Linked DNA regions of Homo sapiens: all the other regions are linked to region 1. The links are chromatin loops, found by intact Hi-C in ENCODE. Cell type or tissue: IMR-90. All regions are shown on one strand.

Region 1 (8,000 bases):
ATGTACGCAGAGGGCTGCCTTCTGCCTGGTTCTCACAGTGTGCCCTCTCGTAGAGCTTTGGGTTGAAAATCCATAGCCACAAAGACACTGATTCAGCCAGAAACTCTAGTTATCTAATTATCTGGTTATCAATACTCCAGCGTCTCAAATATTTTCACTGGCTTCTAAATCCATTGTTCAGGTTACAGAAAGCTTTGAGAAGGATGCCAAGGAGGGAGGGAGAGGAAGGGTGTAAGGTGGCAAGCTTCTTGGCTAAAGGAAGAAGAAGCGTGATGGGAGAAAAGACATGTTGGGGCCAGGCACAGTCGCTCACACCTGTAATCCCAGCACTTTTGGAGGTTGAGGTGGGCGGATCAGGAGTTCAAGACCAGCCTCGCCAACATGATGAAACTGTCTCTACTGAAAATACAAAAATTAGCCCGTCATGGTGGTATGCACCTGTAATCCCAGCTACTTGGGAGGCTGAGGCAGGAGAATCACTTGAACCCAGAAGGTGGAGGTTGCAGTTAGCAGAGACTACACCACTGCACCCCAGCCTGGGTGACAGAGCAATACTCTGCTCAAAAAAAAAAAAAAAAAAAAAAAAGATGGCCGGGTGCAGTGGCTCACGCCTGTCATCTCAGCACTTTGGGAGGCCAAGGTGGGCATATCACAAGGTCAGGAGATCGAGACCATCCTGGCTAACACGGTGAAACCCCGTCTCTACTAAAAATACAAAAATCAGTCGGGTGTGGTGGCACATGCCTGTAGTCCCAGCTACTTGGGAGGCTGAGGCAGGAGAATTGCTTGAACCCAGGAGGCGGAGGTTGCAGTGAGCCAAGATAGCACCACTGCACTCCAGCCTGGACAAGACTCCATCTCAAGAAAAACAACAGCAACAAAAAACAAAAACAAACAAACAAAAAAAACCATGTTGGGGTGAAGGTGGTTGAGGACTACTTGGAAAGGAAAGCAATTCCTGAGCCTCAGCCAGGACCAGTTTCCATAGTCCAGCCACGAGGTGTCCAGGCCTGACCTACCCCTCCTATACAGTTTGTAAATTGCAGGCAGATGGCATCCAGGGTGATAGGGCCTTTGGCAGAGCCAGGTACCAGCAGTGTTGCTGTGGCAGGTGGCCAGCTTGCTGGAGATCCACATCTGCCTGGCACAGAGAGGCTGGAAATCAGGGTGGAGCCTCCCTAATATCCTGCTGGCAAAAGCTGAAAACCTGAGTGGCTTCTGTGCTATCTGCACTATTTTGCTTTGTTTCCTTTCCTCCTCGGCTTGTTGCTCCTTTGTCACATGCTTACTTACAAAACTTACTGGGACCTGATTTAGGGCTATCTGCTCTGTTCCATTGATTTTTCTTTGCTTCCTACTAATTACTGTAACGGTACGATACCTATTTAGGACATCTGTCCTATCACTACTAATGCTATACAAATATCAAGATTATGAAGTTCACTCTTCTCCCTCTGTTTATTACCTATGTAAAAAGCAAATCGTTTTATGTTCAGGGTAAAAGATGTTAGGACTAAGATTGGATCTTGTAATTCTCTTCTTCCTTTATTGTTTTGTTTAGTTTAGTTTTTGAAAAAGCATGAGGTCAGGTGGTTAAAAGAAAATGCTTATTAAATTGAAAAAAAAGCAACAAAGGCAGAATATAAGCTTTTTTAAAAATTGAGGATAGACGTAATAACCTCATGGAAATAAGATTCTGTAAAGAAAACTAAGCCTCGGAAGTAAAACAGCTGTGATTGTCAGTCTTCAATCTCTTGTCAAAAAGCTTTCGGAATGAACTGAGAATCTGTACAGTGGAAGGAAATTCACTCATATGATTATATTTTCTTCCTCCCCTTTTATTTTCCACTCTCATTTCCCTTTCATAGACAACCATCCCAAGGTGTTTGATGTCTATTCTTTATGTGCATTTTGGTAAAATGTGTGCTGCTGCTGTGTATGCATATATTTGTATTTGCATCATTTTCACTATGCATTAAAGCCCTATCACATTACGTGTGTATGTGACCCACTGCTTCATGCCACTGCATCGTTCTTCATGATTTGCACCCCTCATTTATTTATCCACACCCCCAGGAGCAGATACCCAGATTGTTTCCAACTCCCCAACACAATGATTCCAGAGACATCCATGTCTCCTTCATATAGAGACCTGTGTGAGAATTCCTATGGGGGGCATTCCCAGTAGTAGAACTGGTGAATCCTAAGGTATCCACATATTTAATTTGAGTAAGAACCACCAGATTGCCCCCAGCAAGGCTATACCAGTCTACACCCCCATCAGCAGTGCATGAGGTTCCCTGTATCGGCACACCCACTCCCATCCCTACCATCAATTTTTAGAATGATCTGCTATACTAATTTTTGCTAGTCTAATGAGAATAAGTGAAGTTGTACACTTTCTCTGATGAGTTTGAGCACTTCTAAACATGCATATCAGTATCAGTGAGATAAGCTAAGTGATGTAACAGACCTCAAACCTCAGTGGCTTAACAAAATAAATGTTTGTTTTCACATCACAGACCATGATGGCAGGCAAGGGAAGGGTACTCCCCCAGTGGTCCTTTCGGCACTCAGACTTCTTCCATTGTGTGGCTCTAAGGCCCCAGAGCCTTCCATTGGATTCTCTTCATCTAGCCCTCAGAGGAGGGGAGAGAGCTCTCGGAGGAGATTGGAATGCGAGGGTTTTGAGGACACAGCCTAAGTAGTGCCATACATTAATCTGTTAATATTCTTTGGGTCAGAATTCCATCACATGGCCTGAGGCAAGGGGGCTGTGAAATACAGCCTGGATGTGTGCTGAAAAAAGGACATGCAAATTGGGGAGGAGTTAGACAATCTCTGTCACAAAATGCTTGCTAGCTTTTGGAGTTTCCTCTTCTATACATTTCCTGGTCATATTCTTGCTCCTTTTTGTCTTTAGACTTTTTCCTATTGTTGATTTGCAGTAGTTCCTTGTATATTCTAGAAAATATCTGTCCCCTGTTGGTTTTATTCACTGTAAATATTTCTTCCAGTCTGTCCACCTGATCACTTTGGCAGGAATCTAATTATCAAGCAGGAATCTAATTTTTTTATTGTTTTTGTATTTGTTTACAATTTTGGGGTATTTGTTTGTTCGTTTGTTGAGACAGGGTCTCACTCTGTGGCCCAGGCTGGAGTGCAGTGGTGCAATCACAACTCATTGCAGCCTTGACCTCCTGGGCTCAAGCGATCCTCCCATCTCAGGCTCCTGAGTAGCTGGGACTTCAGGTGCATGCCACCATGCCTGGCGTTTTTAATTTCTAGTAGAGTGGAGATCTCACTACATTGCCCAGGCTGGGGTTTATGATCTTAACCTCTGGATTCCTCTTGAGTGTACTTCATTTCAGGCACAGAAGTCTTTAGTCACTTTACCTTCCTTTGTCAATTTCCTCATCAGTCTCTAGTTCGCACAGGAGTCACTTGTTCAGGCACAGTGAAGAAGACATTCCCCCAGAGAAAAAGGCCTGCCAGAAAGCTAATTTCCCTGCCTCTAATTCTCTTTTTTGGCATCCAATTTCCCCTAATCCTGTAGTCCCTAGCCTAGAAAAACTCAGTTCTCCAAAGCCCCTGTGGAAATGTGCAAACCTGTTCAAGAAGCCCTTTCAACTGGCTGAAGAGGGAGACAAGAGCCAGCTCATGGAGTGTGTATCTATTAAAATGGTTGCAACAGTAAACAGTGCCAAACTGGAACTTTCTCAAACACACTGGAACTTCTAATCCCTCTCATGTTGTGTCTTGACTTTGATTTCTTGCTCACACTGTCTGACCCTTTGCCTGAAAAGCCCTCCCTCCCTTTGCTTGTCTAAATTCTTTTATCTTTAATAGTCAGCTTGGGCATGAATTCCAGGAAGACTTCATTGACCTCCCTCCACCATACCCCCAGGGCTAGGTTAATGGACCTCCTCTATACTCCCCAGTGCTCTGAACATCTCTCTCTCACTAAACTTGCCACATTATGCTCCAATGGCCACTTGTCCACTAGAAGGTAAGCTTTTTGGAAGAGCCTGAATCCCATTCATCTTTGTATTCCTCCCACTTGCATGGGCCCTAACGCACGGATTGGCCTTAATAGCCATTGAACGGATCTAGTGAGCTAATTGTGCCCCATCTGCTGCAATTGGTCCTACTGCCCCAGCTTCGTGGGTTTTAAGGAGGTTTTTACTACAGCAGAGAGAGGCTGGAAGAATTCTCCTCCAGAGGCCAGCTAGTGTGCCCCTCCCTCGGTCTGTCATCCAGGCAGCATATGGGCTAGCCTACGTCCCTAGTGGGACCCTGGGCCAGCAGGTCTGGGTTGGCTTTCCTGGGCCTCAGCTTCTGTGGTGGAGGTGAGGCAACATGTAGAATACATGGCCGGGTGGAGGTCAGGGCACTCTGCGCTGGCTGCGGCCTTCCTCTTCCTGGTTCCCTCATTCAGTGGTCAGGATCTGGGAGAACAGGAGTGCAGGCTGCCGGCAAATGAGCAGGCCGGGGACAAGCAAAGGAGGGAAGAGCCCTCCCACCCCACTGGCCCTGCAGCCCCCAAGCTCAAGACTTGGCTGCCCTCTTGTGCCCAGAGAGTGAAAGACAAGGGAAATAATCCAAAAACAGGTCTTGGTCAGGTGCCTGCAGCCATCCTGCTGTCCTTGTTCCTCCTTTTCCCAAAGGGCACATCGCAGAGACACACATTCAGCAGGATGACCTGCCTTGTCCCCAAGAATGGACCACCCACCCCAGTCACTGCCTGTACCTTCCCCTGAAGGTCTGAGTACCTAAGACCCTTCTCTGGAAGGGAAAAAGGAAGGGCTTGAAAATGAATAAGGGGATTCTCTGGGGCAGGGCGGGCAGACAGGGTGTGCAACAGGCAGGATCAGCTCCTGTCTGCCTGTAGATTCTGCTTTCAGAGGTGTTCTCTGCTCCACCTTTGGAGAGCTCTGGTCCAGTGAAAGGGTGACTACTGGGCTTAGCACCCTTGCCCTAGGGGCTCCCGGCTCACACACCACCATCTGGCTGTGTGAGCCCAGCCCAGGTCTGTCTATCCCAGGCACTTGTACTCAGCCCTCCCTCCAGCCCTCTGCCCCAGGTACTCTCCACAGTGCCATTCTTTCTACTTTTAGGGCTTCTCCCATTCTGAAAATCATGTCCTCATCTTTATTTGTTTATTTTCTCATTGTCTGCCTTCCCTTCCCTTCCCAACTAGAATGAGAGCAGGGCCCTCCCTGTCTGACTCATTCTCCATGGCCTCAGAATGCAGAATGGGGCTTGGCACATAGCAGACTCTCAGTACATGTTTCCTGATCGAGGTTTCCCAAACACGCTCAGCATCCTTCCGTGACCCCACCTTTGTCACGTGGCTTCTTCCACCTGAAACACCTTCGACGCCCTAGTCCACCACCACCTTCATCTCACCACCTGCCTGGCAACCTGCTAGTTCCTGTTAGTTCAAAGTCAGTGTGGACATGTTACCTCTTTGTAAAGACTCCATTATCTCCCCCAAATTAGGCATTTCTTTCTGTGCGCTCTCACCTCCTATAAACTGCTGCCACTACTGTCTGCAAGCCCAGCGAGGGCAAAAATTGTTATCCTCACATTCTTAGTACCTGGCAAATGATATATGAATACTTATTGGTGAAGTCTGATTGCAGGGGCTCCTAGAGCCACGCCTGAGCTACCTTCCTAGCACTGTCTCCTTCTGCTCTGGCATAGGGAGCCCACCCTTGAGCCAAATGAGCCAAATGAAACATCACATCATTCACCCAGCATCTTCCTAAACTCCCCTTGGATGGGGTTAACACTCAGCCTCTAGTCCCATCTGCTGCAAGCTTCTTCTGGTATCCAACTCCTGATCTGACCCCAGCACCATGCTTTTAGCAGTGTTGTTTCCTCTAGCAGGAATGCCTTTCCAACCATCACCCTCCTTTAAGATTCATCTTCGCTGCAGCTTCCTCCATGAAGTCTTCTCCAGTTCCCCAGCAGGAACTAATCCCTCCCTCTTCTGTGCTTCCCATCATCCCCTTGTATTAGAATTAGCAAATTCTGCCTTGTAGTAGAGTCCCATGCCTACTCAGTGGGGACTTAATAAAAGCACGCTGTGTGTTTTTTAATAAATTCAGTGAATTGTAAGCTCTTCACTGTCACTAGCCACGCCTTGTACATGTCAGTATCACCCTCTCTCCCGTGAGGCCAATAGCAATACCTACTCACACTGGGCCCACGTGTATATGGTGACTTGAGGATCAAAGGAGCCAATAGTCTCCCAATGTGAATGTTCACATAACTAACACCAGGTCCTTAGAAGAACCTATCGCAGGACACACACCCTCGTCCTGGGTGGCCCAGGCTGGTCCATCCTACTTTATGCAGCAAGGGGAGCACCAGGCAACCCAGTCTTGCGTAGGGCACCTGCCCTGGAAACCCTGCACATGTGCCTGGCTGCCTTGTTCTTTGCCTTATGCCTTCCCATCCCATAGCAGCTTTCTGGCTGCACACTCCTGTGTACACTTGGAGCTCCCCTTGGAAGGAGTTAACACTCAGCCTCTGGTCCCATCTGCTGCAAGCTTCTCCTGGTATCCAACTTCTGATCTGACCCCAGCACCTGGGATACAACCTCATTCATCACCCATGTGGTGACACCACTGACAGATCTAGCCACTCTCCACTACCTGAATCACCACACATACATGTGCACACACTCACATATGCACACATAATACACACACACACACACACACACACACATGAGTATTAGGTCCACCTCCCACCCCTACCAACAGTCACCTCTGGTACTCTCTGCCTGCTTGGAGCACTGGCCTGTTCTATCACACCAGGTGCCCAGAACATTAGTAGTGCCTTCTAGGGACAGTGCCACAACCTTTGTACCTAAGTACAAAGAGAACATTCTTGATGTAGCTGATATAATTTGGATATTTGTCTCCTCCAAATCTCATGTTGAAATGTAATCCTTAATGTGGGAGGTGGGACCTGGTAGTAGGTGTTTGAGTCGTGGGAGCAAATCCCTCATGAATGGCTTAGTGCCATCCTCACAGTAACGAGTGAGCTCTTTCACAAGAGAGCAGATCGTTTAAAGAAGCCTGGCATCTCCTCCTCTCTCTCTTGCTCCCTCTCTCGCCGTGTGAAATGCCTGCTCCTCCCTTGCCTTCCGCCATGATTGTAAGCTTCCTGAGGCCTCAACAGAAACTGAGCAGATGTTAACGCCATGCTTGTACAGCCTGCAGAACCATGAGCCAAATAAAGCTCTTTTCTTTATAAATTTACCCAGTCTCAGGTATTCCTTTACGGCATTGCAAAATGGACTAACATAGCAGCCAACATATTTCTTCTTTTAGTAATGGGTAAAGGGTAAGGTAAAAACTACCGATGTCAGAACTAACGGAGAGAAAAAGAGGCAGAGTAGGTGCATGAGGCAGAATGTGGTCAAGGGCTTACGTGTTGCAACTATGTTTAGCATGAGGACCAACCCTGGGCAAAGGTTCTGATGCTGAGCTTAGCACTGAGCTTTACAGAGTACTCCACAAATATTTGTTGAATGAATCGATCACTTACCTGCCCACCACCCATGCCTATCAACAGTTACCTCTGGTCCTCTCTGCTGGCTTGGAGCACTGTCCTGTTCTACCACAGCCTTAGTAGTGCCCTCTAGGGATAGTGCCACAATTACATCTAAGGTTCTTTCACTTTTCTTGAAGTTCACCTAACATAGTATGTTATTTCTTCTCCAGGTCTCAGCATGTGGGAATTCCTGCTCTTCACCCCTCAACCCCATTCCTTCACGTGGCTTACCCTCAAATATCCTTTACATCTCACCAATGTGCTGCTACTTCCTTCAAAAAGTCTTTCCCCAAGTACCTCCTCCCTGCCTCAGACTGGGTTAGATGGTTTGTGTTGGATCAAGAAAGAAGACAGCTTATCCAGCTCTCTTTAGAACCACTCATTTCATGCATATATATAAAGTCAGCCAAAACTCTTACATACCACATCAC
Region 2 (8,000 bases), 320 kb before region 1:
TACTTATTATCCACGGGGTAACGGGTTACCCACAAGACAACACTTATTATTCACCAGTTAACAGTGGTTACCCATGAGGCAAGACTTATTATCCACCGGGGAAAAGTGCCTACCCACGAGGCAACATGTATTATCTACCAGGTAACAGTGGTTACCTGTGAGGCAACAACTATTATCCACCGTGTAACAGTGGTTACCCACGAGGCAACACTTATTATCCACCGGTTAATGGTAGTTACCCAGGAGGCAACACTTATTATCCACTGGGTAAGAGTGGTTACCCGCGAGGCAATAGTTATTATCCATCGGGTTACCATGGTAATCCACCAGGCAATGCTTATTATCCATCAGGTAACTGTGGTTACCCGCGAGGCAATACTTATTGTCCACCGGGTAACAGTGGTTATCCATGAGGCAATACTTATTATCCACCGGGTAACAGTGGTTACCCATGAGGAAATACTTATTATCCACTGGGTAATAGTCGTTACCCACGAGGCCACACTTATTATCCATCGGGTAAGCATGCCTACCCACGAGGCAACACTTATTATCCACATGGTAACAGTGGTTACCCAGGAGGCAATACTCATTATCCATTGGGTAACAGTGGTTACCCACGAAGCAGTACTTATTATCCACCAGGTAACAATGGTTACCCTAGAGGCAACACTTATTATCCATTGGGTAACAGTGGTTACCAGAGAGGCAACACTTATTATCCACAGGGTAACAGTGGTTACCAGCGATGCAATACTTATTATCCACCGGGTAACGGTGGTTACCAATGAGACATTACTTATTATACACAGGGTAACCGTGGTTACCCACGAGGCAATACTTATTATCCACCGGGTAACAGTGGTTACCAATGAGGCAATACTTATTAACCACTGGGTAAGAGTGGTTACCCACGAAGCAAAACTCAGTATCTGGTGGGTAATGGTGGCTACCCATGAGGCAATATTTATCATCCACCAGGTAACAGTGGTTACCCACGAGGCAATACTTATTATCCACCGGGTAACAGTAGCTACCCATGAGGCAACACTTATTATCCACCGGATAACAGTGGTTACCCACGAGGCAATACTTAGTATCCACCAGGTAAGAGTGGTTACCCACAAGGCAACACTTATTATCCACCTGGCAACAGTGGTTACCCACGAGGCAACACTTATTTTCCACAGGGTAACAGTGGTTACCCACGAGGCAGTACTTATCCATTGGGTAACAGTGGTTACCCACGAGGCAATACTTGGTATCCACCGGGTAAGAGTGGTTACCCACAAGGCAACACTTATTATCCACCAGGTAACAGTGCTTACCCACGAGGCAACACTTATTTTCCACAGGGTAACCGTGGTTATCCATGAGGCAGTACTTATTATCCATTGGGTAACAGTGGTTACCCACGAGGCAGTACTTATTATCCACCTGGTTACAGTGGTTACCTGGGAGGCAATGCTTATTATCCACCGGGTAACAGTGGTTACCCTCGAGGCAACAAGTATTATCCACCAAGTAACAGTGGTTACCCTAGAGGCAACAATTATTATCCAGTGGGTATCAGTGGATACACACGATGCAACAATTATTATCCACCGGGTAACAGTGCTTACCCACGAGGCAACACTTATCATCTACCAGGTAACATTGATTACCCACAAGGCAATACTTACTATCCTCTGAGTAACAGTGCTTTCCTGCGAGGCAACACTTATTATCTACCAGGTAACAGTGGTTACCCATGAGGCAACACTTATTATCCACATGGTAAGAGTTGTTACCCACGTGGCAACACTTATTATCCAGCAAGTAACACTGGTTACCCATGATGCAACACTTATTAAATACTGGGTAACAGTGGTTACCCACAAGGCAAAACTTTTATACACAGGGCAACAGTTGTTACCCATGAGGCAACACGTATTATCCACCGGGTAACCATGGTTACCCACGAGGCAATACTTATTATCCACAGGGTAACTCTGGTTACCCATGAGGCAATACTTATTATCCATTGGGTAACAGTGGTTACCCACGAGGCAACACTTATTAGACACAGGGTAACAGTGGTTACCCCCGAGGAAACACTTATTATCCAGCAGGTAACAGTGGTTTCCCTGAGGCAACATTTATCCACCAGGTAGCAGCGGTGACTCACGAGGCAACACTTATTATCCACTGGGTAACAGTGGTTAGACATGAGGCAATACTTATTATCCATTGGGTAACTGTGGTTACCCACGAGGCAGTACTTACTATCCACCAGGTAACAGTGGTTACCTGCAAGGCAATACTTATTATCCAATGGGTAATAGTGGTTACTGAAGAGGCAACACTTATTCTCCACCGTGTAACAGTGGTTACCCTAGAGGCAACACTTATTATCCACCGGGCAACTGTGGTTACCCACGAGGCAACAATTATTATCCACCAAGTAACAGTGGTTACCCGCAACTCAACACTTATTATCCACTGTGTAAGAGTGGTTAACCGCGAGGCAACACTTATCCACCGGGTAACACTGGTTACTCACGAGGCATGACTTATTATCCACTGGGTAACTGTGGTTACCCACGAGGCAATACTTATTATCTACCGGGTAACAGTGGTTACCCACCAGGCAAAACTTAGTATCCAGCCGGTAATGGTGTTCACCCATGAGGCAATATTTATCATCCACCAGGTAACAGTGGTTTCCCACGAGGAAATACATATTATCCACCAGGTAACAGTGGTTACCCAAGAGGCAACACTTATTATCCACCGGATAACAGTGGTTACCCACGAGGCAATACTTAGTATCAACGGGCTAACAATGGTGACCCACGAGGCAATACTAACTATCCACCAGGCAACAGTGGTTACCCATGAGGCAACACGTATTATCCACCAGGTAACAGTGGTTACACACGAGGTAACATTTATTTTCCACAGGGTAAGAATTGTCACCCACGATGCAACACTGATTATCCAGTGGGTAATACTGGTTACCCAAGAGGCAACACTTATTATAAACCGGGTAACAGTGGTTACTCACGAGGCAATACTTATTATCCACAGGGTAACAGTGGTTACCCACGAGGCAATACTTATTATCCACTGGGTAACCGTGATTACTCTAGAGGCAATACTGATTATCCACTGGGAAACAGTGGTTACCCACAAGGCAACACTTATTATCCACAGGATAACAGTGGTTACCCATGAGACAATACTTATTATCCACCGGGTAACAGTGGTTACCCATGAGGCAATACTTATTATCCACTGCATAACAGTGATTACCCACGAGGCAACACTTATTATCGACTGGGTAACAGTGGTTACCCTACAAGCAATACCTATTATCGACTGGATAATAGTGGTTACCCCTGTGGTACTACTTATTATCCAGCAGGTAGCAGTGGTTACCCATGAGACAGTCCTTATTACCCTCCGGGTAACAGTGGTGACCCATGATGCAATACTTACTATCCACCGAGTAACACTGGTTTCCCACGAGGCAACACTTATTATCCACCAGGTAACAGTGGTTACCCACAAGGAAATACTTATAATAAACCAGGTAACAGTGGTTCCCCATGAGGCAACACTTATTATCCAAAGGGTAACAGTGGTTACCCTAGAGGCAACACTTATTATCCACCAAGGAACAGTGGTTACCCTAGAGGCAACACATTATCTCCCAGGTAAAACTGGTTACCCACGAGGCAATACTTATTATCCACCGGGTAACAGTGGTTACCCATGAGGCAACACTAAGTATCCACTGGGTAACAGTAGTTACCCACAAGGTAACACTTATTATCCACTGGGTAACACTGGTTCCCCATGAGGCAACATTTATTATCCACCAGGTAACTGTGCTTACCAAAGGCAACACTTGTTATCCAGCAGGTAACAGTGGTTACCCATGAGGCAATACGTATTATCCACCGGGTAACTGTGATTACCCACAAGGCAATACTTATTATCCACCAGGTAACAGTGGTTACCCTAGAGACAATACTTATTATCCACCAGATAACAGTGGCTACCCATGAGGTAATACTTATTATTCAGTGCATAACAGTGGTTACCCACGAGGCAGACCTTATTATCCTCCTGGTAACAGTGGTTACCCATGAGGCAATACTTAGTATCCACCTGGTAACAATGGTTACCCACGAGGCAACACTTATTATCCACCAGGTAACAGTGGTTTCCCATGAGGCAACACTTATTATAAACCGGGTAACATTGGTTATGCACGAGGCAACACTTATTATCCACCAGGTAACAGTGGTTACCCATGAGGCAATACTTGTTTTCCACTGCGTAACAGTGGTAACCCTAGAGGCAATACTTATTATCCACTGGTTAACAGTGATTACCCTAGGGGCAATACTTATTATCCACTGGGCAAAGTGGTTACCCATTAGGTAACATGTATTATCCACAGGGTAACAATGGTTACACATGAGGCAACATGTATTATCCACCAGCTAACTGTGGTTACCCACGAGGCAACACTTATTATCCACCGGGTAACAGTGGTTACCGACGAGGCAATACTTATTATCCACCGGGTAACAGTGGTTACCCATGAGGCAACACATTATCCACCGGGTAACTGTGGTTACCCACGGGGCAACACTTATTATCCACCGGGTAACTGTGGTTACCAAAGGCAACAGTTGTTATCCAGTGGGTAACAGTGGTTACGCACGAGGCAATACTTATTATCCACCAGGTAACAGTGGTTACCCATAGGCAATACTTATTATGCAGCAGGTAACAGTGGTCACCCACGAGGCAATACTTATTATCCACCAGGTAAGAGTGGTTACCCACAAGTCAATACTTATTATCCACCAGGTAACAGTGGTTTCCCACGAGGCTGTACTTATTATCCAGTGGGTAACAGCAGTTACCCACGAGGCAATACTTATTATCCACTGGGTAAGAGTGGTTTCTCACAAGGCAACACTTATTATCCCTGGGAAACAGTGCTTACCCACAAGGCAACACTTATCTTCCACAGGGTAACAGCTGTTACCCACGAGGCAATATTTATTATCCACTGGGTAACAGTGGTTACCCACGAGGCAGTACTTATTATCCACTGGGTTACAGTGGTTACCTGTGAGGCAATGCTTATTATCCACTGGGTAACAGTGGTTACCCTAGAGGCAACAATTATTATCCACCAGGTAACAGTGGGTACCCTAGAGGCAACACTAATTATCCACCGGGTAACAGTGGTTACCCGTGAGGCAACAATTATTATCCAGCAGGTAACAGTGGATACCCACAATGCAACAATTATTATCCACCAGGTAACAGTGGTTACCCGCGAGGCAACACTTATTATCCACTGGGTAACAGTGGTTACCAATGAGGCAATACTTATTATCCACCGAGTAACAGTGGTTACCCACAAGGCATTACTTATTCTCCACCAGGTAACTGTGGTTACCCACGAGGCAATATTTATTATCCACCGGGTAACAGCGGTTACCCACAAGGCAATACTTAGTATCCGGTGGGTAATGGTGGTTACCCATGAGGAAATATTTATCATCCACCAGGTAACAGTGGTTATCCACAAGGAAATACTTATTATTTACCAGGTAACAGTGGTTACCCAAGAGGCAACACTTATTATCCACCAGGTAACAGTGGTTACCCACAAGGCAATACTTAGTGTCCACCGGGTAACAATGGTTACCCACGAGGCAATACTTACTATCCATCATGTAACAGTGGTTACCCACGAGGCAACACTTATTGTCCACTGGGTAACAGTGGTTACCCACGAAGCAACACTTATTTTCCACAGGGTAAGAATTGTTACCCACGAGGCAACACTTATTATCTAGCAGGTAACACTGGTTACCCAAGAGTCAACACTTATTATAAACCGGGTAACAGTGGTTACCCACAAGGCAATACTTATTATCCACCAGGTAACAGTAGTTAACTGCGAGGCAATACTTATTTTCCAGCAGGTATCAGTAGTTACCTATGAGGCAATACTTATTATCCAGCAGATAACAGTAGTTACCTATGAGGCAATTCTTATTATCCACCAGGTAGCAGTAGTTACCTATGAGGCAATACTGTTATCCACCACGTAATGGTAGTTACCTAGGAGACGAGGCAATACTTATTATCCACCAGGTAATAGTAGTTACCTAGGAGAAGAGGCAATACTTATTATCCACCAGGTATTAGCAGTTACCCTTGGAGACGAGGCAATACTTATTAACCACCAGATAATATTAGTTACCTAGGAGAGGAGGCAATACTTATTATCCACCAGTTAATAGGAGTTACCTAGGAGACGAGGCAATACTTATTATCCTCCAGGTAACAGTAGTTACCTAGGAGACGAGGAAATACTTATCATCCACTGGGTAATAGGAGTTAACTAGGAGACGAGGCAATACTTATCATCCCCCAGGTAATAGGAGTTACCCAAGAGACGAGGCAATACTTGCCATCCACCAGGTAATAGGAGTTACCTAGGAGACAAGGCAATACTTATCATCCACCAGGTAATAGGAGTTACCTAGGAGACGAGGCAATACTTATCATCCACCAAGTTACAGGAGTTACCTGGGAGACGAGGCAATACTTATCATCCACCAGGTAATAGGAGTTACCTAGGAGACGAGGCAATACTTATCATCCACCAGGTAATGGAATTTACCTAGGAGACGAGGCAATACTTATCATCCACCAGGTAATAGGTGTTACCTAGGAGATGAGGAAATACTTATCATCCGTCAGGTAATAGGAGTTACCTAGGAGATGAGGCAATACTTATCACCCACCAGGTAATAGGTGTTACCTAGGAGACGAGGCAATACTTATCATCCACCAGGAAATAGGAGTTACCTAGGAGACGAGGCAATACTTATCATCCACCAGGTAATAGGAGTTACCTAGGAGACGAGGCAATACTTATCATCCACCAGGTAATAGTAGTTACCTAGGAGACAAGGCAATAATTATTATCCACTAGATAATAGTAGTTACCTATGAGACAAGACAATAATTATTATCCACTAGGTAATAATAGTTACCTATGAGACAATAATTATTATATACGGTTCCGTATTATATATGAGAGAATTATTATATATGATTCTGTAATTATATATGAGATAATTATATGATTCTGTAATTGTATATGAGATAATTATGATTCTGTAATTATATATTAGATTATTATATATGATTCTGTAATTATATATTAGATAATTATGTTTCTATAATTATATATGAGATAATTATATGTGATTCTGTAATTATATGAGATAATTATTATATATGATTCTGTAATTATATGAGATAATTATTATACATTATTCTGTAATTATATATGAGATACTTATATATGATTCTTTAATTATATATGAGATAATTATATGTGATTCTGTAATTATTATATATGAGATAATTATTACATATGATTCTGTAATTATTATATATGAGAAAATTATTATATATGAATCTATAATTTATATATGAGATAATTATTATATATGAATCTGTAATTTATATATGAGATAATTATTATAAATGATATAATCTATAATTTGTATATGAGATAATTATCATATGTGGTATAATCTATAATTTACATATGGGATAATATATGTTATATATAATCTATAATTTATATATTATTTATAATATATATTATATATTATAATTACATTTATTGATATGTTCAATAGTGTATAATATATAATATATAGCATAATATATATTGTATATAACATATTATATATAGTATATGTTATAGATAACATATATATAGTATAATATATATTATATATAGTATATGTTATAGATAACATATATATAGTATAATATATATTATATATAACATATATTGTATATAGTATAATATATAATCTATAACATATATTGTATATAGTATTATATATTATATATAATGTATATAGTATAATATATTATAAATAATGTATATTATATAT
Region 3 (8,000 bases), 300 kb before region 1:
GGGCACAGAGCAGTATATCATCCACATATTGCAAGACCCTGACCTGAGGATGGGAAAACTCAGAGAGGTCCTTTGACAATGCCTGTCCAAACAAATGAGGGATTATCTCAAAATCCCTGAGGCAGCACCATCCATTTTAACTGGGCAGTTTGGCCAGAAGCATTCTTCAAAGGCAAACAGGTATTGAGAGTCAGGATGTAACAGTATGCAGAAAAAGGCATCCTTTAAATCTAAGACTGTAAACCATTTAGTTCCCTCAGGCATTTGGATTAGCAAGGTATAGGGATTAGGTACTACCAGATGGATTGAGACTATGGCCTCATTAATGAATCTCCATTCTGCATTGGGTTTTTGTGCTCCTAATATTGGGGTGTTGTAGGGACTGTTACAGGGTTTAAGGAGGCCCTGCATCTTCAGGTTATTAATAATGGCTTCTAGCCCTTTCTTACCCTCTGGCTTTAGGGGATATTGTCTCCGATTAGGAAAAAAGTGGGATCATTAGGATAGATCCAGACTGGCATAGTGGTTACAACTCAACCTATTCTTCCTTGAGTTGCCCAGACTTCTGGATTGATATTAGCTTCCACTAGAGGAGAAAAAGAGTTTTTCCTGGGGCTATAAGTATGCTGGCCCACATGCAAGCTAGAACGTCTCTACCTAATAAAGAAGTGGGACTTTCAGGCATGATTTAAAAGGCACATGTAAATAATATGTCCCCCCAACTGCACCTAAGGGGTTGAGAAAAACATATCAGAGTGTTTATGAGACACCCCACACCCCTCATGCTATGGGAAAAGGGGAGGCCTCGATTATAGAGGAGAAAAGAGGCTGGCTCTGGTGTCCAGAAGGAGGTCCACCTTCCTTCCTTCAGTTTCCAGAATTACCTGGGCCTCCTGTGCTGTAATGGGAATTTGAGCCACTGGAGCCAGGGCTTGAGCACCAGGACCCATCAGTCCTGCTGGACCATCTTTGAGACTGGTTCTGAACCTGTTGACCTTCATCTCTGGGGGCAGTCTGATCACCAGTGGTCCCCACCACAGGCTAGAGAGGGTCGAGGTGGCTTCTTCTTGCTTCCTGGATATCCTTTTTAAAGTCCTCTGACTTCCCACATCAATAGCAACTCGCAGATGCACCTCAGGGATCCCAGACTTTGCAAGCCTGCAAAGCAGCTACCAGAGCCTCAGTCCTTCTCTTGTGTTTCCTCTCTTTTTCCTGGGTCTCCTCCTGGTCCCTACTATAAAAGACTAAGGTGGCCACCCTCAGGAGGTTCTCCAAAATGCTATCTGGCCCTATAGCCTACTTCTGTAGTTTCCTTCTAATATTGGGAGCTGCCTGTGTAATAAACTTGTCATTTAGGATGAGCTGTCCCTCTACTGAATCAGGGGACAAGAAGGTGTGTTTTATTAGTGCTTCTTTCAGCCTTTCCATAAAGGCTGTGGGATTCTTACCTGGATTTTGGTCTACCATGGACAGTTTAGAGTAGTTAAGAGGTTTGGCCTTAGTTCTTCATAGGCCCCCCAATATGCACATTAAAAAGTGTTTCCTTTTCTATTCATCTGTGATGTCACTGGGGTTCCAAACAAGGTTGTCAAGAGGTAGTGCCTCTCTTCGTATTGGGAATGATGGCTCCCCTATTTCTTCATTTTCTCTATATTCTTTTTTCCCTTTTGGCCTACTATAGGAGACATATTGCTCATCTTTGAATTTCTCCCCTGCCTGCAGAGCTGCCTGTTTTTCAGCTGCAGTTAGGGTTTGGCTTAGGAGCAGCATAACATCCCTCCATGAGAGGTTAGACACCTGAGTTAAATTTTGGAAAGCTTTTATATACTTATCAGGGTCATCAGAAAATTGGCCTAAGTCTCCCTTTATTTGTCTAAGATCCTGCAATAAGAAGGGAACCCTAGTGACATCACCTCCATTGAGCATTTCCTGTAAGGATAAGAGTGAAGCTAGGGGAGTGGGGAGTTTTGGAGATGGTGGAGCTAAAGGACCTGATGGCACAGCTGGAGGGGGCCCCAGAGAGGGAGGACAAGAAGGGCCTGGACACTCAATAGCTGCCTCAGATAGTTCCCTGGAGGTTGCTTCTCTAGTTTTGGGGAATCATTCCCTTTGGGCCCTCCTGATATGACTGCTGAAAGAGCTGAGCTGATTGTGCAATGCTTGCAAAGTTCTGGGTTGTCTCACAGGGCAAAGAAAGCCTGTACCTAAGAGACCTCTGACCATTTGCTGTCCCATCTACAGAAAATATCTAATTGTTGGATAGTATTAAAATTAAGGCTCCCCTCTGCAGGCCAGGATGGTTCAAGATGGTAAGAAGGCCACACCCTTATGCAAAAGAAAATGAGCCACTTTTTCTTCAGTCTCAGGGTCAAAGGAATCCCAGTGCTTCAGAAAGCACTCCAGAGGAGTGCAGACCAAAGATGGTCTGTTATTCATCTAGAAAGAGAAGCAAGAAAAAAGGTGTCCCTTTAGTCACCTTCGTTTCCTTTGGAAAGGCCTAGGGTGGAGGGGAAGACAGTGGGGGCATCCCCCCAACTGTTTTCCCTCCTTGGCGCCCTGAGCCCTGGCATCTTTTAAGGTGCCATCCATTGATGCAAGCATAACCCATAGCAATGAAACCAGAGGAACCAATGGATTGGGATTAGTCATGCTCACCCATGTGACTCTAGTCCTTTGCTGGTGATTTCCCTTTGACTTTCTAGACTTGTGTGATCTGCATGACTCTCCAATAGATGGATCTTGAGAGAGACTTCGTTACAGTTACATTTGGGTAATGCCCTTTAATAGAGAATGCAGGTTTGAGCTGTACAATTTGCTATTATGTCCTGTACTAAAGTATTTATTCTTAGGCAGTGGCTCTGGTTAACTTCCGGAATTAAATTCCTCTTACTATTTAAGTACCATTTTAATTGGAGGCAGAATAGGTGCCTTAAAAGAACGTAGGAACCAAATGGTTGTTTTCCTGCTGATGGGACCATGTTCAGACTAAAATTTGGTTTTGGAGGACCTTTTTCCCCTCATTGTTGAAGACAGAGTTTTCTTGTTCAAAGAAGGAGCATAAAGCCTGGTCTCTTGTAGAGGGGCAAAAAAAGCGAGAATTAGGAAGTTAAGAGTGTTTCCGCAAAGGGCCAACAATATGCCTCATGGAATAGGGTTCCCGTTCCACTAGGTGATGCTGTTGACCTTGAAATACCATGTGCTCTCCAGACCAAGGGTAAAGAGAGAGATGTTCACAGGGGGTGTGGGGAGGGAAGGAGGACCTCTGTGCCTAGAAAATCACAAAAACGGCAATCCCATGAGCTATATTCCCAGGCATTATGGCATTTCCTTATCTTGCCTAAGAGGATTACTTCACCGAACTGTAAAAATTTTTAAAGCATTGCATACAGAGAGTGGATAGGAGACATGGAAGTTGCGGATAGGAAAGGAGAAAATTTGCAATAGAAAAAGCTTGCAGATCCTGTTGCCATCACCCATCAGGCTGTTGGAGGCTGGAATTAGTCCAGAAACCTTCAGGTAACACCAGGGTGTCTCCCTGGCAAGGAACCTTCAGTGCCTCTCAACCTCTTCCAGCCCCACATGACAGCAAGGCTCTCTGTAAAAGGAAACCAATTAGAAACAAAGCCAACATTCCCAGCACCCTGAGGACATGGGGGGATTAGCTAAGTTCTCCCTGGCAAGCCTGTCCCCTGAGTCTTGTAAGGCTGGTAGCCACGCTAACTTTTTAAATGGCTGATTGGGGGCCCAGTATTTGGTTTGATTTTTAAATGGAGAGCAGAAGGCCTTGAAATAAAAAGAAGGAGTTGGGGTCCACTTCTATACTCCCCCTTCTATGAATCTTCCTCGGATCCCAGGTGGGCTCCCATAATGAAATGGCATTTTTCATCTGGGATAATACCCGAGGTTCATTGTCTCTCTCCAAGGAAATCAAGGACATGGACATACAAGGAGTGAGTTTAAGAGCAGAGGTTTAACAGGCAAAAGAAAGAGAAAAGCTCTCTTCTGTAGAGACAGGGGATTTAAGTGGGTCTTTTGGTCCACAGTGAAGTGCAGGAGATTTTATAGATGAGCTTGAGGAGGTAGTGTCTGATTTACACAGGGCAAAAAAGATTGGTCACCCCAGGTGTAACATTTGCATAGCACACAAAGAACTGGTTAGGACTCGGTGTGCCATTTGCATAGCATATGAAGAAGCTGGCTGTCCCACTCTAATCTTTCATTATGCAGATGGGTTCTCTACCTGGCCAGCTCCATGTTGCCTGCTTTTTTACTGTACACATGGTGACAAAGAAAAGGGAAGATGGAGCCTCCATGTTGAACATGCCTGGCCCTCAGGTAGCCCTTTTCTATTGACACAGCCGCCAGCATTCACCCATGCAAGTTTTCAGCTGGCTTATCTATGTTTGCAGCTTGATTTTTCAGGCTGCTCTTTGTTAGAAAAGAAATGATTTGGGGGCTCCTTTTTGTTAAAAAGGGAAGCCTTGCCAAGGACTCCTTTACCCTCACTGTCTACCTAAATAATTTCTTTCTAGTTCCTGTTTCATTTCCTTTATATATTTAGGTGTTCTAAATGTTGAATGTATATACATATATATACACACACACACACACGTACATATATTTGTCATTTTCTCTTGATGAATTGATCTCTTTATTATTACATAATGACCTTCTTTTTCTCTTTTTACAGTTTTTGACTTAAATCCAATTTATCTGATATAAGCATAGTGACTCCTGCTCTCTTTTGGTTTCCATTTGCATGGAATATCTTTTTCCATTACTTCACTTTCAGTCTATGTGTGTCCTTAAAGCTGAAGTGAATCTCTTGCAGAAGGATAGAGTTAGGTCTTGTTTTTTTAAAATCTACTCAACCATTCTGTCTTTGGGGTAGGGAGTAATGAAATATACCATTTTATTACAGAGTCTCACAAAAATAAAAATAGTATCTCAAAACTCCCCCAATTCTGCAGGTGGAGGATGGCAGGAGACTAGACTACCATCCTCCACCTGCAGAACTGGGGGAAGACAGATGGCAGGCAGTGTGAGTTTTTTGGCTCACTTGAGGCCAGTGAGAAGGTATGAGAATGGAACCAATCTAAAAATGGCTGATGTTACTTAGGAGCTGAAAAGAACAGGGCAACCTTGAAGACCCAGACACCCCTTTTAGAAGGTGCAATAAAGGCACCTTTCCAAAGCTACTAAGCAGGCACTTGGCATTTCAGGATTTTGTCTTCTGTTTGCACAAAAGTATTCCCTTCACCCAGACCTGGCGCCTTTTATGCTTCAGAGTTAAGACCTGCAGAGGGATAGGTGGCAAGGCATTTCCTAGAAGAGATCACCCAGCACAGCTGCCCTGGGCTCAGGGTCTTAATTTCTGTCTAGTCCCTGGAACTATTTATATTTAATAAATTTTATATGAATACCTGGAGAAATAGAAGACATAAAATCTGAGGGTTTGGGAGAGAAAGATTGGGGACTAGGCAGGAAGCCAGAGCAGGGGAGGTTCCCTCAGGCCAGCTTGACCTGCTCCTTGACCTCTTTGGCTCCTGGCTTCTCCTCCTTCATTTTTCTCCTCTTCTGTGACATTTCTTCATCTCTGAGTCTCTCTTTTTCATCCTGTTTTAATCCTCTTGGCTTTTTTGAAGATGGGAGAGATCTTGCAGCCACGCTCTCCCTCCTCATCAGAGTCGAAGAACTCTTCCTCACAGGTAATTCATCTGTCAGAGAAACGGATGGAGATGAGCTTGTCAGGGTCTTCTTCATTCTCATCGCCACCCTCTTGAGGGACAGCATCCTCAGAATCACCTGCATTTGGACTGCAGGTGGATGGGCCTGCATTACTAGGTTCTCAAACAGCCACTGTTTAATCTTCTCCAGGTACTCATTAGTGTTCTGGTTAGTCATATTGGAAGGACTGATGTAGGGCTTGAAATATGGTCCAAAGTATTCAAAGTAATCATTGTATGAAGGCTCATTAGGGATCTCCATATCCAGAGCCACAGCTCTTTCTTATTTCCAGGGCACTGAGCAACATTATAAATGGTGTAACCACCTTCTGCCATCAATAACATAGGCAGGTTGACACTCTTGACAGATTCCACACACTTGGCATGCCCTTTGATGATCAGATTAAAGCAATCTAAGTGACCCCTAGACAAGGCATCTGAGCCATGCTGTAAGATCACCACACTAGACAGGAACATCTCTATTACTTTGGACATGACCAGTTTGAAAATGGCCTCATAGGACTCATCATCAATCCCATCTAGGAGCAGATAGTTAATAGCATAATATCTGCCTTTGCCAGCCCCAATAACCCATAAGTCCCCATCTCCTGGGAAGTACTCTCCATATTTATGAAAGGACACAGTCCTGGCCTAGCCTGTAATATAGAAGGCCTCTTCCATGCCATCATCATGGTGAATATCAACGTCAACATACAACACCCTCTGGTGATACTTTAGCAGTTCCAAGGTGGCCCAGATTGTATCATTAACATAACAGAAGCCAGATGCCTTGAACTTCTTTGCATGGTGCAGGCCTCCAGCCCAATTCACAGCAGTGTCCATCTGCTGCTCATTAAGTTTCACAGCACTTGCCACAGAGCCACCAGTAGACAACTGACAGAAGTCAAACAGGCCATCAAATGCTGGACAGTCCTCACTAACGTTGAATCTCTGCATCCGCTTGCTGTGCTCAGACACGTAATCTGGATAGATGGAGCACAAGAATTTAATGTAGTCATCACTGTGGTACTTGGTCATCTCCTCAGCATTGGCTTTGTGAGGGTGATGGGTTTCCATTTTTCAGTAGAAACCATAGTTGAGCAGCAAATTATGAGTCACGCAGATTCAGTGAGGATTCCTTGGGTGGGCTTGTCCATAATAGTAATTTCCAACACCCCTATCGTAGTAGTAACAGACTTTCCTCCTGGTGCCCTGCCTTTGCGCCATCTTGCTCACTTCCTGTCCCTCTGTCTCTCCTGTCAGTCAATCTCCATTCTATGCCTTTTTATTGGAGAATTTAAATAATATTGATAATAGTATGTAAATCAATATTCAAAATCACAATAAGTAAAAATGACTAGGAACATGTTAATTTCATAGCATGTTACACTTCCTGTCATTTCAGTTCAGATATGCTCTAAATTTATCCATCTCATGTCACATTTGCTGTCATTTCAGGTTTGGTCTGCTCTAAACTTATCCATCTCCCTCCATTACTGGAACAACTCCACAAAGTCCTTATTCCCTAAAACACCACTGATATCATTAAAGCCACTAACAGAGACTGAACTCAGAATAAAGGAAATCATAGAGAAACTAGATCAGCAGATCCCACCCAGACCTTTCACCCACGTGAACACCACCACCAGCGCCACACATAGCACAGCCACCATCCTCAACCCTCGAGATACGTACTGCAGGGGAGACCAGCTGCACATCCTGCTGGAGGTGAGGGACCACTTGGGACGCAGGAAGCAATATGGCGGGGATTTCCTGAGGGCCAGGATGTCTTCCCCAGCGCTGATGGCAGGTGCTTCAGGAAAGGTGACTGACTTCAACAACGGCACCTACCTGGTCAGCTTCACTCTGTTCTGGGAGGGCCAGGTCTCTCTGTCTCTGCTGCTCATCCACCCCAGTGAAGGGGTGTCAGCTCTCTGGAGTGCAAGGAACCAAGGCTATGACAGGGTGATCTTCACTGGCCAGTTTGTCAATGGCACTTCCCAAGTCCACTCTGAATGTGGCCTGATCCTAAACACAAATGCTGAATTGTGCCAGTACCTGGACAACAGAGACCAAGAAGGCTTCTACTGTGTGAGGCCTCAACACATGCCCTGTGCTGCACTCACTCACATGTATTCTAAGAACAAGAAAGTTTCTTATCTTAGCAAACAAGAAAAGAGCCTCTTTGAAAGGTAAAAATAATTACTTCTTGAGACTACCTGTGCAAATATTGTGATTTGGCCTATATACTGATCCAAAGAAAAGTCTTGTGAG

The links. Peaks named below come from ENCODE experiments on the same cell type or tissue, not always from the same donor. Only the 100,000 strongest peaks of a DNase experiment are listed, where the experiment ranks them.
Region 2: a loop joins it to region 1, with 5 times the contacts of the local background. A loop is called at or near these places in 5 of 110 quality-filtered maps.
Region 3: it touches region 1 in a loop (17-fold over the local background); 6 of 110 quality-filtered maps call a loop at or near these places.

What each region holds. Positions count from the first base shown.
Region 1 is chr11:114,277,351-114,285,350 of GRCh38, reverse strand. It overlaps a transcript of NNMT not described here. Among named protein-coding and RNA genes, the nearest start is that of NNMT, 15 kb to the left of the region's middle. In IMR-90, a CTCF peak has its summit at 4,565 (motif pointing left); DNase peaks (open chromatin) are centred at 4,530 and 5,230; H3K27ac peaks cover 251 bases.
Region 2 is chr11:114,602,143-114,610,142 of GRCh38, reverse strand. It overlaps a transcript of NXPE2 not described here and a transcript of NXPE4 not described here. Among named protein-coding and RNA genes, the nearest start is that of NXPE4, 10 kb to the right of the region's middle. RefSeq lists a silencer at 5,765-5,814 and an enhancer at 5,958-7,157. In IMR-90, a CTCF peak has its summit at 3,412 (motif pointing right); no DNase peak of the experiment used is centred here.
Region 3 is chr11:114,582,206-114,590,205 of GRCh38, reverse strand. NXPE4 (neurexophilin and PC-esterase domain family member 4) reads left to right here. Exons shown (of 6, transcript NM_001077639.2): 3 at 7,185-7,918. It also overlaps a transcript of NXPE2 not described here and the pseudogene LOC100132172. Among named protein-coding and RNA genes, the nearest start is that of NXPE4, 9.6 kb to the left of the region's middle. In IMR-90, a CTCF peak has its summit at 3,165; no DNase peak of the experiment used is centred here.